2 separate regions of the Homo sapiens genome follow, and region 2 is linked to region 1. A link is a contact called in ENCODE Hi-C or POLR2A ChIA-PET data. All regions are on one chromosome and are shown on one strand. Each heading gives the region's core, a stretch centred on a gene start or an enhancer-like site at or near the end of the contact. The rest is flanking DNA. Distances are from core to core; before and after follow the strand shown. Region 1 holds the start of FAM98A (family with sequence similarity 98 member A). Region 2 holds the start of EHD3 (EH domain containing 3).

What was found. Hi-C counts contacts between places; a loop is a spot of excess contacts on that map. ChIA-PET counts read pairs that join two places held with the same protein, here RNA polymerase II (POLR2A). Pooled maps may share reads with other maps.
Region 2: a map of naive thymus-derived CD4-positive, alpha-beta T cell shows a loop between it and region 1 (22-fold over the local background). The contact joins the promoter of EHD3 here to the promoter of FAM98A in region 1. A Hi-C loop is called at or near these places in 1 of 168 maps with a recorded cell type or tissue (naive thymus-derived CD4-positive, alpha-beta T cell) and 7 of 50 pooled maps. POLR2A ChIA-PET finds 5 or more read pairs at or near these places in 1 of 52 experiments (CD4-positive, alpha-beta memory T cell).

What each region holds. Positions count from the first base shown.
Region 1 is chr2:33,595,834-33,602,829 of GRCh38, reverse strand. FAM98A (family with sequence similarity 98 member A) reads left to right here and starts at 3,531. Exons shown (of 8, transcript NM_015475.5): 1 at 3,531-3,661. The coding sequence starts at 3,609. LOC105374455 (a long non-coding RNA gene) reads right to left here and starts at 3,485. Exons shown (of 3, transcript XR_939942.3): 1 at 1,992-3,485. It also overlaps the pseudogene ATP6V0E1P3. RefSeq lists enhancers at 3,018-3,247, 3,388-3,437, 3,468-3,537, 4,088-4,277.
Region 2 is chr2:31,229,749-31,236,744 of GRCh38, reverse strand. EHD3 (EH domain containing 3) reads right to left here and starts at 2,593. Exons shown (of 6, transcript NM_014600.3): 1 at 1,897-2,593. The coding sequence starts at 2,123. It also overlaps a transcript of CAPN14 not described here.

The DNA.
Region 1 (6,996 bases), core at 2,282-4,781:
GGTTGAGGCTACGAGATCACCACTGCACTTCAGCGGGAGCGACAGAGCAAAACTCTGTTTAAAAAGGAAGAAAGAAAAAAAAAAGAACACATAATTTGGTGTAATTCTGTTGGGAGAGCTCTTTCCTCTGAACGTCCTCTCCTACTGACTGCCCCACTGGAGTCTTGTCAGGCAGTAGTACGTTCTAAATAGTTCACTGATTCCCATGTTATGAGAAGGCAGGAGCCACTACAAATCCACAAATTCCAAGGACATAATAACACATTTCTCAGAAGAAAAGCATCTTCTCTCTCAAAAGAGTGCATTATCATTTTGAGGAGTTGGCACAGTTTAGGTTAAGTAGGCACATAATTCATTAAAGCATAAAAAAGTTGAAGAAAAAAATGCTGCATTGTGTTAGACATTCAAATGTGGTGTGAATGTTTAAGGCAGCTGATGCCCAAAATAAGCAAGTCAAGAAAAGTGGTGTGGTTTGGATTTTGCATCTAGAAGGAATTCTTTTCTCATGACTGCTAAGACTGAGCACTGTAAAGCCTGTCTTCCTCAAGGCCAATGACACTTCGGATACCAGATGATTTCATGTTTCAACTGCAGTCTGAAGAGAGGGTTGAGTTGGCCAGGATTGCAATCAGCCAAAAGAGACAGCAACAAACTGAACAGGTCACCTACATGGTAATGATAACTCCCTACTTAGGACCCTTAGGGATGAACCAAGGCATGAAGAAACCAGTGAAGCCCTAAAACACGCTCATTGCAATGAGACGTATGGTGAGGCCCTGATATGCCATGCTTACCGCTGGTCTGCCAGCCCCTGCCCCTCTGCCTCACTTGGGTCCCACCTGGAAGTCATTTTTAATTAATTTTTTTTTTTTTAACAGAGACAGAGTCTTGCTATGTTGCTCAAGCTGGCCTTGAACCCCTGGCTTCAAGTAATCGTCCTGCCTCAGCCTCCCAAAGTGCTGGGATTGCAGGTCTGAACTACCGCGCCAGACCCTAGAAGGGTTTTAAGTTGGTATTTTATATTCTTTTTTGAGAAAGAATCTAGAATCAAAGTCATCAGTAAAAGGGCATGTGCTGGCACTTGTGGGTGTGCCTTCTCACAAGAGTACCCTTAAGTAATTATTCAGCCTCTAGGTGAACACCTTCTAGACAGGAAGCTCATCATCTCTCAACGATACCTAAGTCACTTTAAGACTACTCTTAGAGTGTTAGAAAAATTCTTTCTTATACTGATCTGATGCAAAAACCAGAGCTTCCTCACTTCCAAATCATTGTTCCTTTCATTCTAGTAAACTCAGTTTCAAAGAGGTCTTCAGATATCAGGTTCCATTATAAACATAAATAATTTCTAAATAAAATGCAAAAGATTCCTCGTAGATCCCATTAAAATGATGACAATTTTTTTTCTTTCTTTCTGAGCCTGCCTGGTAGGGAACACAATTTTGTTTAAGTAGTATTTAAAAGCTTTTTTTAATTGCAGAGAAAGCCATTGTAGAATTCCTTTAAACCATAATATATAAAAATTTCATATCAGCAATCCTTCATTTAAGCTAACGATGTGAATTAGAAAGAGAATACTATTCCTGCAAAAGCTGGATTTTTTTTAAAGAAAGAAAGGGAATACTAATACTTTTAGGGAAGTCATCACTCGTTCATTCACTAATATTGAACACAATATTATATTCAATATTAGTTCAATATTGAACACAGCTTACATCAAAAGTGAGTCAAGAATGAAACCCTTTTTCTTTCAAAATTGATTTTTGTATTAGGCATGACTTTTTGTTTAGCACCTTCAACAACCCTATGAGGAAAATAATTATTCAATTATTATAAGGTAATTATGTACAATATATACAAGTTTAAACAAATTCAACTAGCTAAATTTTCCTCTTTTCACATCCTGCGTATAAATCCTTATTTGACTAGTCAAAAAAGAAGGAATATGGATTTAGATATACCTCAATCTCAAAATCTAGTTTCATACTTACAGGCATTAAGATCGCTGAAGATTATTAAGCCACTCAGCCTTAGTGTCCTCATCTGTAGAATGTGACTAATATTCACACAGCCTTATGGTGACTGCATCATAATGGGCCATATCAAGTGCCCATGGTAAGTGCAGAAAACCTACCCCCACTTCAGATGATGCAAAATAAGGAAACTGAAAAAGGTACTACTGGCCGGGCGCGGTGGCTCACGCCTGTAATCCCAGCACTTTGGGAGGCCAAGGTGGGCGGACCACAAGGTCAGGAGATCGAGACCATCCTGGCTAACATGGTGAAACCCCGTCTCTACTAAAAATACAAAAAATTAGCTGGGTGTGGTGGTGAACGCCTGTGGTCCCAGCTACTTGGGAGGCTGAGGCAGAATAATGGCGTGAACCCGGGAGGCGGAGCTTGCAGTGAGCCGAGATCGCACCACTGCACTCCAGCCTGAGCGACAGAGCAAGACTCCGTCTCATAAAAAAAAAAAAAAAAAAAGAAAGAAAAGAAAAAGGTACTACTAAGGATAGGAACATCTATCCATCAGACACAAAAATGCTTGAGAACTATAGAATAAAATCAACAGGTATCAATATGAAAACTCTTTAATTAAATGCCTACACGATTTAACAGTACGCCAACTTATGGTTAAATATAGTTTTCTAAATATGCCATCACTTTGAAAACATTTCTGATTTTTCAGTAATTTCTAAACACACCCTCAGTAACTGCCAAGATATCACAACACATCCACATCGTGAACTCAATGTTTCACCCGGGCAAATAATGTCAAAAGTAATGACAGTACAGCCAAAAAGTTTATTCACTGTCTAAACTACGTGGATTTAAAAATATTCTATTCTATTTGCTATGGAGTGAAGCTCCCCTTCTCCTTAAAATAACATGCTTAGTGTCTGGGAAGGGCTTTAGACATCAGGTAGAGAATGCATGAGGGAAAACGACCCAACTTTCTGAACATCCATAGTCTGCGGAAAGTTGGCTCATCCCTAACCCTGAAATAAAGCTACTGCAGCCACGAGGAAATCAAATGGCACGCTATCTGCCGTCTGCACTTGGCCCGCACCCGCGTCCTGAAGACGGGAGCGCAAGAATTCTCCCTTTCTACATGACCTGCAAGCTAAGGCTAGCACATGCCGGCACCCTACGAAGAGCCACCCGATCTCCTGTCTGGGATGCAGAGACTCGGTTTAACAGCCGACTCCACCCGCGTCCCGAGACTCTTCCAAGCTCCTTCCCGGCCCGCCGCGCCCCCTACATTCGCACATGCGTACACCCAATAACGAGAGCCGAGAGCGCTCCCCTTCGCGTGGTCCCCACGCCCAGCTGCCACGCAGCCGGTCCTCCTACCCTTCTCTGGGCGGCTAGCTTCACGATCCAGTAACGCGCATGTGCAAAACTGCGGGCCCTGTAATTCTTTAGTGGGCAGGGGTGGGGCGGTCAGTGGGACCAAGTTTCTTGCGCACGCTCCGGACATGCGCAGTGCGGGAGCTGAGGCGCCAGCTGTGGATTTGGAAGTTCCGGGGAAGTCGCGCATGCGCGAGTGTACGCGTTGCCGGCGAAGAGGGGAGCCTGACGACTCGGAAATTTGAATACCACAGTAGCATGGAGTGTGACCTCATGGAGACTGACATCTTGGAGTCGTTGGAAGATCTAGGGTAAGATTGTCAGGGCACGGGTCTCCCAAGCCCCACGCTGCCGGCCCCCTGGGAACACCTCCTGCGCCCCAGTCTGAGACACCTGCCTCTCCACGCCGCACCCCGTGGCTCCTGGCTGTCGCTTCCCTTTGGCCCCGGCACCCCCAATGCCACGTCCACTGTCTGCACTGCTAGCTCGGGGTCCTCCAATCCCAACACCCCTAGGCCTGCCCAGTGCTCCCTGCAGGCGAGCTACCCGCAGCGTTTGTCAGTCATGCGTGTCATTGTCTGGGCTCTGATTTTCGCCACCCCCACTCCCCGAGCTTCTCTCCTCGCTTCATCCTCCTGCCCTACCCCTTAACCCCTCAACTCTAAAGGTTGCCAAAGTTGATTCTGCTTTCCTACTTGTTCTCCAAATTTCCTACTCCCATCTTGAGCCCCTCCTCCTACCCCACCCCACTTCTCTCAAAATTTCTCCTTTGCCCAGTCATCTCTGCATGCACCCAGGCTTCGCTAAGCCACTTGTATGGGCGCTGCATCTGTTCCGCTGGCCAGCTCGCTTGTGCATCTAACCTATCACCACGTCCCTGGGAACCACCAGCAGTTTGCTTTGACTCTGTGATACTCTGCCTCGTTGAGCCCCATTAGACCAGGGTCGTCTTCACCCACGAAGAACCTGCGTATTTGTTTTGCATTGTGTCTCTCCTTCTCCTGATATTTATTCAACCATAATTCATCAGTATCTAGAAGCTGGAAATAGGGTTTGTTATCTCACTGGGTCACCCAGATCAGTGTACTCTATTAAACTTGAGAACGTGGACCCTCTTGGGCTAAATGTGGTTCCAGAAACAAATTGTATGGTTAGATACTTACCTACAGGTACGGTATCAAAACAAAGTACAGATTTAGCTAGCTGTATTTCTAAGTAACAAGTTCTTTATCAAAATTTTCTCTTAGGTTTTTCCATGACAAGGAAACCTTTGAGAGAAACCTTTCTTTAGGAAAAAACACCTTGAGGATTCCCAAAGTCTGCCTATTTGAATAATTTACTACCCTAGTAGAAATTTTTAGGAACGAAGTAGTCTTGCTTATCATCTGTCTTTGTCACAGTGAAATACTATTGTTCTTTTCTTGGAAACTTGCTCTGAATTTTTATAAATATTCCAGACTTTAGGGGGCTTCTTTCTTTCATTAGGGCATATGTTAAAGTCATTCAGCAAAATAGTCTCTTTAGTTGACATCTCAGACTGAATCGCTTGTTCACACATGAAACCATTCATTCATTAGGACTTTTTTAGGAACAGTTTCTTTGTGGCAGTGTTAGGCCCTTAGAGTACAAGGTGAGGTGGAAGAGGGGTTCACAGGATACTGGGAAAATATGCTGTGAGGAGCCCTGAGGAGGGTCCCTTTACTGGGAAAGGAAATGAAATCCTAGAAGCTTCTTTCTGGAATAAATGACACTATAGTACTGTAGTGGAATGAGTGGAATGAAAGGAAGGGGGTAGACCTTATTAAATGTAGTCTTTCTGCATGGATAGTGGTCACTTAAGAATTGGCCACGGATGCTGTTTCTTCCCATTATTGTCTTTTTTTTTCCCCCTCCTTTTTTTAACTTTTTATTCTTTTGGGTACTGTACAAGTAATTGTTACTGTAGTAATTGTAATCACATAACTACTTGACATAGAGTGTAATGTAAACCATGGATTTTCTGAAAACTGTTATAAATTTTAACCTTAACTACTTAGTTTGGTGGCATTCAAATATTAAAAGTCAGCCTTAATTAACTGAAATGTACTTTTAAAGGATTAACTGAGAAATATTAGAATTAAATGACTACCTTTTCTATTTATTTATTTATTAAGAGATGAGGTCTTGCTCTGGTGACCAGGCTGGTCTCGAACTCCTAGCCTCAAGCGATCCTCCCACTTCAGGCTCCGGAGTAGCTGGGACTACAGGTGTATGCCACTGATCCTGGCAAATAGTCATCTTTTATCTCTTACCTGGCACACAGTAGGAATTCAGTAACTACTTGTTGAATAAACTAATGAAGTCTAAATGTGAAACTCAAGGAGAAACTTCTAGGCCTAGTCTTTTGATTTCAGTGTCTAATAATACATAGTTTATAAATCTAGATGCCAGACTACATGTGATCTCATTTTTTTATGTATGATTTGTTTTCATTTTGTTGCATATACTGTATAAACCTATAATCATATTTTAAAGGGTTTGAGAACTGTCATTTCTCTAACATACCTGTAGTTCTCAACATTATATTATCTTTTTTTTTTTTTTTTTTTGATACGGAGTCTTGCTCTGTCGCCCAGGCTGGAGTGCAGTAGTGCGATCTCGGCTAACTGCAAGCTCTGCCTCCTGGATTCAAGCCATTCTCCTGCCTCAGCCTCCTGAGTAGCTGAGACTACAGGCGCCCTCCACCATGCCTGGTTAATTTTTTTGTATTTTTATTAGAGATGGGGTTTCATCGTGTTAGCCAGGATCGTCTTGGTCTCCTGACCTCGTGATCCACCTGCCTCGGCCTCCCAAAGTGCTGGGATTACAGGCGTGAGCCACCACGCCTGGCCTAAACATTATATTATCTTAAGCATATTTATTGTATCATCTTAAGTAAGCATTATTATCAATATTTAAGAGAATGTAAAGCAATCTGAATAATATGTATTTAAGATTACTTGGAGTGACAGAAATCTTATATTTTAGAATATTGGTGATTGGAGTTCATTATGACTGTCATCTTTTATGAATGTTTGAACATTTTTAAATTTTTTAAAATTATATTGGAATCACTTACAAAGGATTAGGATTCAGATGCGCCAGTTCATTAACTGCCAATATTTATTAACCTAACCTGACGTTTCTTTGGTACTAGAATGTCTTACTAGTCTTAACTGGCATTAAATTTATAAAAATGATATAAATGGTTAACTGGAAAGTTTTTACTTTTAAAGGAAGTCATTAAAAACCTAACTAAGCCTGGGCAACATAGTAAGACCCCTGGCTATTTTATAAAAAATAAAAAAAAAGCCAGGTTTGGTGGCTTGTGCCTTCACTGCACTTCAGCCTATGTGACAGTGCAAGACCTCATCTCAAAATAAAAACATAATCTAGTTGTTTTCTGGAAAATTTTTAGAAAAGATAACCTAAGTTTTATTTCTGAAATAAGTTACAGTATAATTAGCTATTACTTGTTAATTTGCTTTTAATACTCAATTCAATTACAGTAAGAAAATAAATCTTTTTACAATGGAAGCTTTTAGTAAATGTACAGAAGTTGACATAATTTAGTAGTATATGCAATTCTGTTAGATATTCACCTACATTTTGAAAGGTTGAAATGCAG
Region 2 (6,996 bases), core at 1,344-3,843, 2.4 Mb after region 1:
GAGATGCTAAGGCATGGATGTTGTCTTGTCAATGATTGTACACCAGGAAGGAGAAGCTACAGATAATGTATGAAAGGTTATAAATACCATATGTGTAGAGAGCCAGGGAAGGCTGAGAGGGCAAGGGCCATCTGCAAATGGCCTGAACTTCCCCTGAGGCATGAATGGGCCAAGTGGAGGCCAGGGCTCACAAAGGAAACTCTGCAGGCAACCCAGGCAGCTCTGAAGTGCCTTTGGCAGCAATGGGTGCTTAATAAAACAAGAAGCATGGCTTAGATCAGGGGTTCCCACCCTAAAGTCCAAAGAAGGCCCTTGGACCCCCAACATTATATGCAAATTTGGGATGTACGTACATTTTTCTAAAGATAGAAAGTTAAGAAGCAATGGATTAGTTTAATCTCTAAGGCCTCTTGCAGTTCTATCAATATAAAACATACAAGAGCCAACAGGCCCATCACCTCCCAAACTCCTTCAGAAATCACTTGGCCTCTTAAAGCTGCTGAGCCCTAGGCTGTGCACTCCACAAGGACAAACTCAATGTGGTGTTGTGTTTAGACATGACCTATTAGCATGGTGCTACTTCCAGAAGGCTGGCGTTACAAGGTGGATGTTAGAGAAAATTAGTACCTAGAAAATTAGTAACTAGACTGTTAACTTTTCTGCACTCCTCACCAAACAAAGCACAGCATTTCACATGCTGTGGATGCTCAAACAGCCAAGGAATAGGAATAAGGGTACCCCTGCTTTCCAAACCCTCTGCAGGAGATGAGCACACTTGACTTTGGGGGGCCACCAAACTCCATTCTCAAGCTGTGGGAGCCTGAGTCTTAAGACAGAGGGCCACAGCATTCTCAACAATTTGGAATGGCTATAAAAGGGGCCAAGAAAATGGCTGGCCTTGAAGTTGGGAAGATTGAGGACTGGAGTGAAGCCTGTTCTCTAAAGATAAGAAGGGCCTCTGGTGGACTTCTCTGAATGCAGGGTGAACAAATTGACTTCTTGAGCCTCCCTCCAGCCCAAGGATTCTGTAATTGAAGGGAATGGATGACTCATTCTCAGAGTTACAGGCGTTTAGCCAAGCATCTCCTCACATGCATCTAGGACTTAACATCCCAGGTCTGCTGCCCACTCTTTAGATGGCTCTGCACAATTCATTTAACTTCTCTGCGCCTCGGTTATCTCACCTGCAAACTCAGCAACTGGATGAGACAATGCCAATATCCCTTCCATCTCTAAGCGTCTTTAATATTATTATTAAGCCATTAAGATCAAATAAGAGAAAGGGGAAAAAAAAAGCATTCTGCTTCTGGACTCAGCTTCTGTTGAGTCTCCAAGATATATACACAGGAGCTCTGCTTTAGAGAAGGAAATGATAAAAGGAGGACAAGTAGCATCCCCAGGCCACCTCCGTTCCCAGGCCCGCACCCATCAGAACTCAGCTGCAACTGTGAGGCCCCCATGTGAGTGCCAAGCCCCTTGAAAAACAAGGGAAGAGGTTTTGCCCGTGAATGATGTGTTGCTAAAAAGTGAAGACGTAAGACATCCCCACCAACATAAGGCGCTCCAGAGACCAGGAGCTCTTCCATTGTGCCTCCTGGGCCTCGGTTTCATCATCCATAAGATGGGGAGACTGGGAATGGCTTTACACTTGAATACTTCAGGTTGACCACCACAGCCAAGGGCCAAGTAGAGTGGACAGGTATTGGGTAGGATGGGAAGGGGGACCAGCAAAAATTGTGGGGTAAGATTTTGACGCCTGCACAAACACAGATCTCTTCAGAGCCCTCAACTGAAGGCTTCCCATTGGTCCCCTGTCTGGGATGGAGCACCAGGAGTGACCGGAGGGACTAGGCGCTGGGCTCCGGGGTGGGCTGCCAGGACCCTGGGCCGGCTCACCTGATGAAGGTGGTCTTCCCAGTGGAGTACTGGCCCACCAGCAGAACCATGGGCTTGTTGTCGAAGTCGGCATCCTCCAGGGCGGGCGAGTGGAACTCGTGGAAGCGGTAATGCTCTTCCAAGGGCAGCAGCTTGCTCTTGTAGAGTTTCTTGAGCCCCTCACTCACCGTCTGGAAAACCTCGGGGTCCTTCCTCCGGCGGTCGTCCGTACCCAGCCAGCTGAACATCGCGGCCGCCGCTCGCCCCCGGCACGCAGCCCCAGGGGAAGACTCCTCCTCAGGGGAAGATGTCCCGTAGGACCGGTCCGCCGGGCTCCGAGCCGCGCCGCCGCCTCACCCAAGCGCGGGGCTCAGCCGCACCATGGCCCGGGCACGCGGCTAGGAGGGCCGGGAGCGCACTCTCCCTGCTCCTGGGACCAAGCCCAGCCGCTGCTGCATCCAGCAGCCCAGGCCGGAGGGAGGATAAATAATCTGGGCTTGAGGAGGAGGGGTGAAATCTTGGCAATTAAAGTTGAACCTGCAAGGAAACTGCCAGATGCCGGGGTCCCAAGCCGGGGTCCCCGATCGGCCCCCAGCCCTCGCCTGCTCTGCCCTGCGTGCAGCAAGGGATGCTTCGGCTCCGCTCCTGCCGGACCGAGGCGGCTCAGGGGAGACGGCGACGCTGCCCAGCCCGCGGACAGCTCTGCATCCGCAGCAGCATCCTGCAGCCCCAGGCGGTGGTTTAAATGCCAGCTGGGCAGGAAGCCGGCGCGCAGAGGAAGTCCCCTAGTACTGGCAAGGCAGGGCCGGCCCCACGGTTGCGGCGACGGGAAGCCGCGCAGGGCGCCGCCATGTTTGTGGGCAGGCGCTCAGCTCTAGACCTGCGGCCGCGCGGGGAGAGGGATGCTGACCCAGTCCAGTGGGAGAGTGCCGGTGTCTCAGTCTCCGCCTCTGGGGCTTCGATTTGGGAACAGCGCCCTCTCAGGGACGGCTGCGAGGACAGAGTTGACCTATTCATCACACTCCCTGCTTTGAATCGCCTCTCCTTCAGTTGCTGAGGTCAATTCCCTAGGAAAACAGGTACTCTAGTATTGGGGGATTTTTTTTTTTTTTGGCATAGAAAGGGGATCCACTATCAGGTTACACAAAATAACCAAAACTGTCACTACCCAAACTTTTAGCTAGGCTTAGGGTGAAGTCAAAATCGTTCCCATTTACTTATTCATTCATTCCAGCAAAACAAAACAAGCCAAGAAGCAAAATCCCTGCAAGTATTGGGAATTTATTATGGGGCAGTTACAATTTTGGTGACTGTGGATACAGAGATGAGTGCTGAACAGACTCTCCCTTCCAGGAACTCCAGTGAAGGCAGGCTTTAAAGAGGAGGCATGAGCAGAGGGTCATGGGAATACAGGGAGGAGTCACTCCTTTTGTGTGGCTAATTTGAGGAAGGCTTCATGGAAAGCATGACTGTAAGCTGGATCCTAAATGATGAATTGACATCCATTGTTCTAGGAGCGTAAGGAGTATTTGCAAAGGCTTGAGGAACTTGGTGTGTCCAAGGCAGAGTAAACAGTTTGGCATAGCTGGAGTGTAGGGTTTAGGAAGGTGAAAGAGAGTGAGGGAGGCCAAGCATGAAAGGCTTTGCCAGAGATGGGGAACCAATAGCAATGCTATTACTAATCATTGTTACATTAACAAAATGCTCAGCATGTGCAGGGGCCTGGGCTAAGTTCTCAGTGAACATTGCTTTATTTAACCTTCATGGCAGATCATATTATCTCCAGCATCATACTAAGGAGAGTGAGTGGGAACACTGTCCAGGTGTAGGCAAAAGCAGTGCATCGTGTGTAGAGAATTTAAACCCAATAATAAACTTGCTGAAAGTTGATGTGCTTTGTATTGGCACCATTCTAAACAGTGTAGTGATAAAACACTCCTCCCTGCCCAGGCTAATGACTCCCACTACCCTCCCTTCCACAGATGAAGAAGGAGTAGGCTATGGACCAGGCAGGAACTGGAATGCCAAGAGCAGTGTTGGAGGGGCAAAAGAGGTTGGGGGTTGATATGGTTTTGCTTTGTGTCCCCGCATAAATCTCATCTCTAATTGTAATCCCCATAATCCCCATGCGTTTAGGGAGAGAGCTGGTGGGAGGAGATTGGATCATAGGGACAGTTTCATTCATGCTGTTCTCATGATAGTGAGTGAGTTCTCGTGAGAGCTGATGGTTTTATAAGGGGCTCTTCCCACTTGGTTCCTCATACTTCTCTCTCCTGCCGCCTTATGAAGGACGTGTTTGCTTCCCTTTATGCCATGACTGTAAGTTTCCTGAGGCCTCTCTAGGCATGCAGAACTGTGAGTTAATTAAACCTTTTTCCTTTATAAATTACCCAGTCTTAGGTATTTCTTCACAGCAGTGTGAAAACAGACGAATACAGAGGCCAAGAGACCATTTAGGAAACTATTCCAAAACTTAGGAGACAGCTGCAATGGGATTGGAGAAGAGGTCAGACTCAAAAGATTTTTTTCATGGAATAGAATTGTCAGATCTTGGTATGTGATAAAAAAAAGAGGACATAAGGGTGAGGCACAGTCTAGGATGATTTTGAATTTTCTACCATAGGGGATAAGATCATTGGAGAAGCTCTTCCACTAATTAGGGGAGGCAGAGAGAGAGCTGATTTAGCAGACAGAGATAATGTGTTCAATCTAAAACGTGTTGCGTTTGAAGTGCCTGCAGGAGCTTCAAGAGGAGTGTGGTGAAGCTGCAGGGATTTCAGGGGAGGGGGGATTATCAGAGGCCAGTGCTGAATAGAATCTCCTTAGTTACATCTCAGATCTCCCGACTCCCTCCTTGAACCCCAAAACTGATCATCTCTTGTTGAGAATTCACTCAGATTAATATTTCACCCTTGGTGTTTAGCTACTACCAACATACGAACCTAAGGAGTAATATTAAAGATATTTAACAACTCACAAGGCATGAGAATCAAACACCCGGAACAGACACTGGCCTTCCTAGTGGAGCAAGGCTTGCGGCCCCGTGCCACGCCTGGTGTTAATACAGTGGCGTCTGGACCTTGGAGAGATCTGAGCCTGTCCCCGGAGAGAGGTCAGTATGGCCAGCGTGACAGGAAAGAAATCAAGGGGCCCCATTATGGAAGTATTTCAAGAATTTTGTAATCAGTACGGCCATGCCATTGTCTACTGCTGAATGTCTGTTCCGAATATCTAATTTACCAAGTGCGTGTTGACACATCTACTCCCGTCTCAGTCTTGAGTAGTTGAAATCTATCTGTTTAAAAAAGGAACTAATGGAGCATTTCTATAGACTAGCAATAAAAGGTCATGAAAGATAATATTCAAAAAAGATACTGTGTTCAAAAGAACAAAAACTTACGGATAAATCTGACAAAAGATATGCAAGATCTTTATGTGAAAAATAATAAAACTTTATAGAAAGATGTTAAAGAAGTTCTAAGTAAATGGGAGAGACATGCCATGTTCCATTGTGGAAGGATTCCTTGTCACAAACATGTGAATTCTTTACAACATGATTGATAAATTCAATAATTGAGAGATATGATTGAAATCAAAATCTAAATAAGGTTTTCCATGGAAATTGACAAGGTGATTCTAAAATGTATAACTTATAGAGCAATAGTAAAAAAAAGCTTAGATATTCCAGGAGAAGAAAGAAGATAAGAAGAATAAGGAGGAGGAGAGGGAGAGGTGGAAGGGGAAGGAGGGCAGAAAAAGGAGAACAGAGAAGAGAAGAGGACAACAGTAACATAGCAATGGCAACAACTAAGCGAAGAGGACTTGCCCTAGTGGACATTGTTATGGAGTTACAGTGGTTAATATGGTTTTGGCACAGAGACCAACAGAATAACAACACAGTAAATAGCCAGGAAATTTGGAAGCCTGACATATACAGAAGTTGCAATAGAGATTGCATATATATCACCACAAAGTCAGGAAGAGTTCTTTAAACAAGACGTCAGAAGCACAAACTGAAAAATGAAAAAAACTAAGTTTAGCACTAGCAAAATTTAAAACTTTCGTTCAACTAAAAATACAAAAGTGAGTGAAAAGATATTTCCTATACACAAAAACCCATGAAAGCACATCCAGAATATAGAACTAATGGCTGTGCATCGATAACAAAGACAAACATTCCAATAGAAAAAAACTTGGCAAGAGCTACAAAAATGTCTTTTACAAGAGGCTACATGAATGCCCTATAAACGCAAGAAAACATGTTGCATCTCATTAGTAATTAGAGAAATGCCAAACCACACTAACACTCCATACCCACCAAAATGGCAAGAATAAAAAGTTGGATGGTAGGGTTGGTGAGGATGTAGAGCAATGGGAGCTCTCATAAAATGCTGATGGGCGTGCAGGCTGGCACAAATACTTTGGGAAACAGTTTGGCATTGCTTAGTGAAGCTGAAGATGTGCATGTCCTATGACCTATCTCCTTCCATTCTATTTCAAGGCGTGATCTAGAGAAACTCTTGCACATGTGCATAGGGAGATAAGTCTTAAGAATGTTGATGGCAACATTATTTGTAGCAGCAAAAATTTATAAACAACTAAATGTCCTTCACCGAGTAAATGGATAAATGTGCCACATTCATATAAAATATATACCACACTGGGGTCTAGTTGAGGGTGGAGGGTGGGAGGAAGGAGAGGAACAAAAAGCAAGAACTATTGGTTACTAGACTTAACACCTGGGTGATGAAATCATCTGTACAACAGACCTCCATGACACTAGTTTACCTATATAACAAACCTTCACATGTACCCCCGAACCTAAAATGAAAGTTACAAAAAATACATACTCTACAGATGAGAAAAATGAGGGAAGTGGTGCTACCTATGCCAAAATATGGTGTTGAGTGAATAAAGCCAGAAGTAGGCTATTATGCATAGAATCATACAATTTCATTAATGTTTCAGGTCATGCAAAAACCACTATCTGTTGTTCATGGATGCATATGTGTGCATTGAAGTTTTTAAAAAGAGAAGCAAAGGAACATAAAACACTAGTCAGGAATGGGGTGTTCTCTGGGACAAAAAAGGGAAATGGAATTGGGGATGGGTACACAGGGA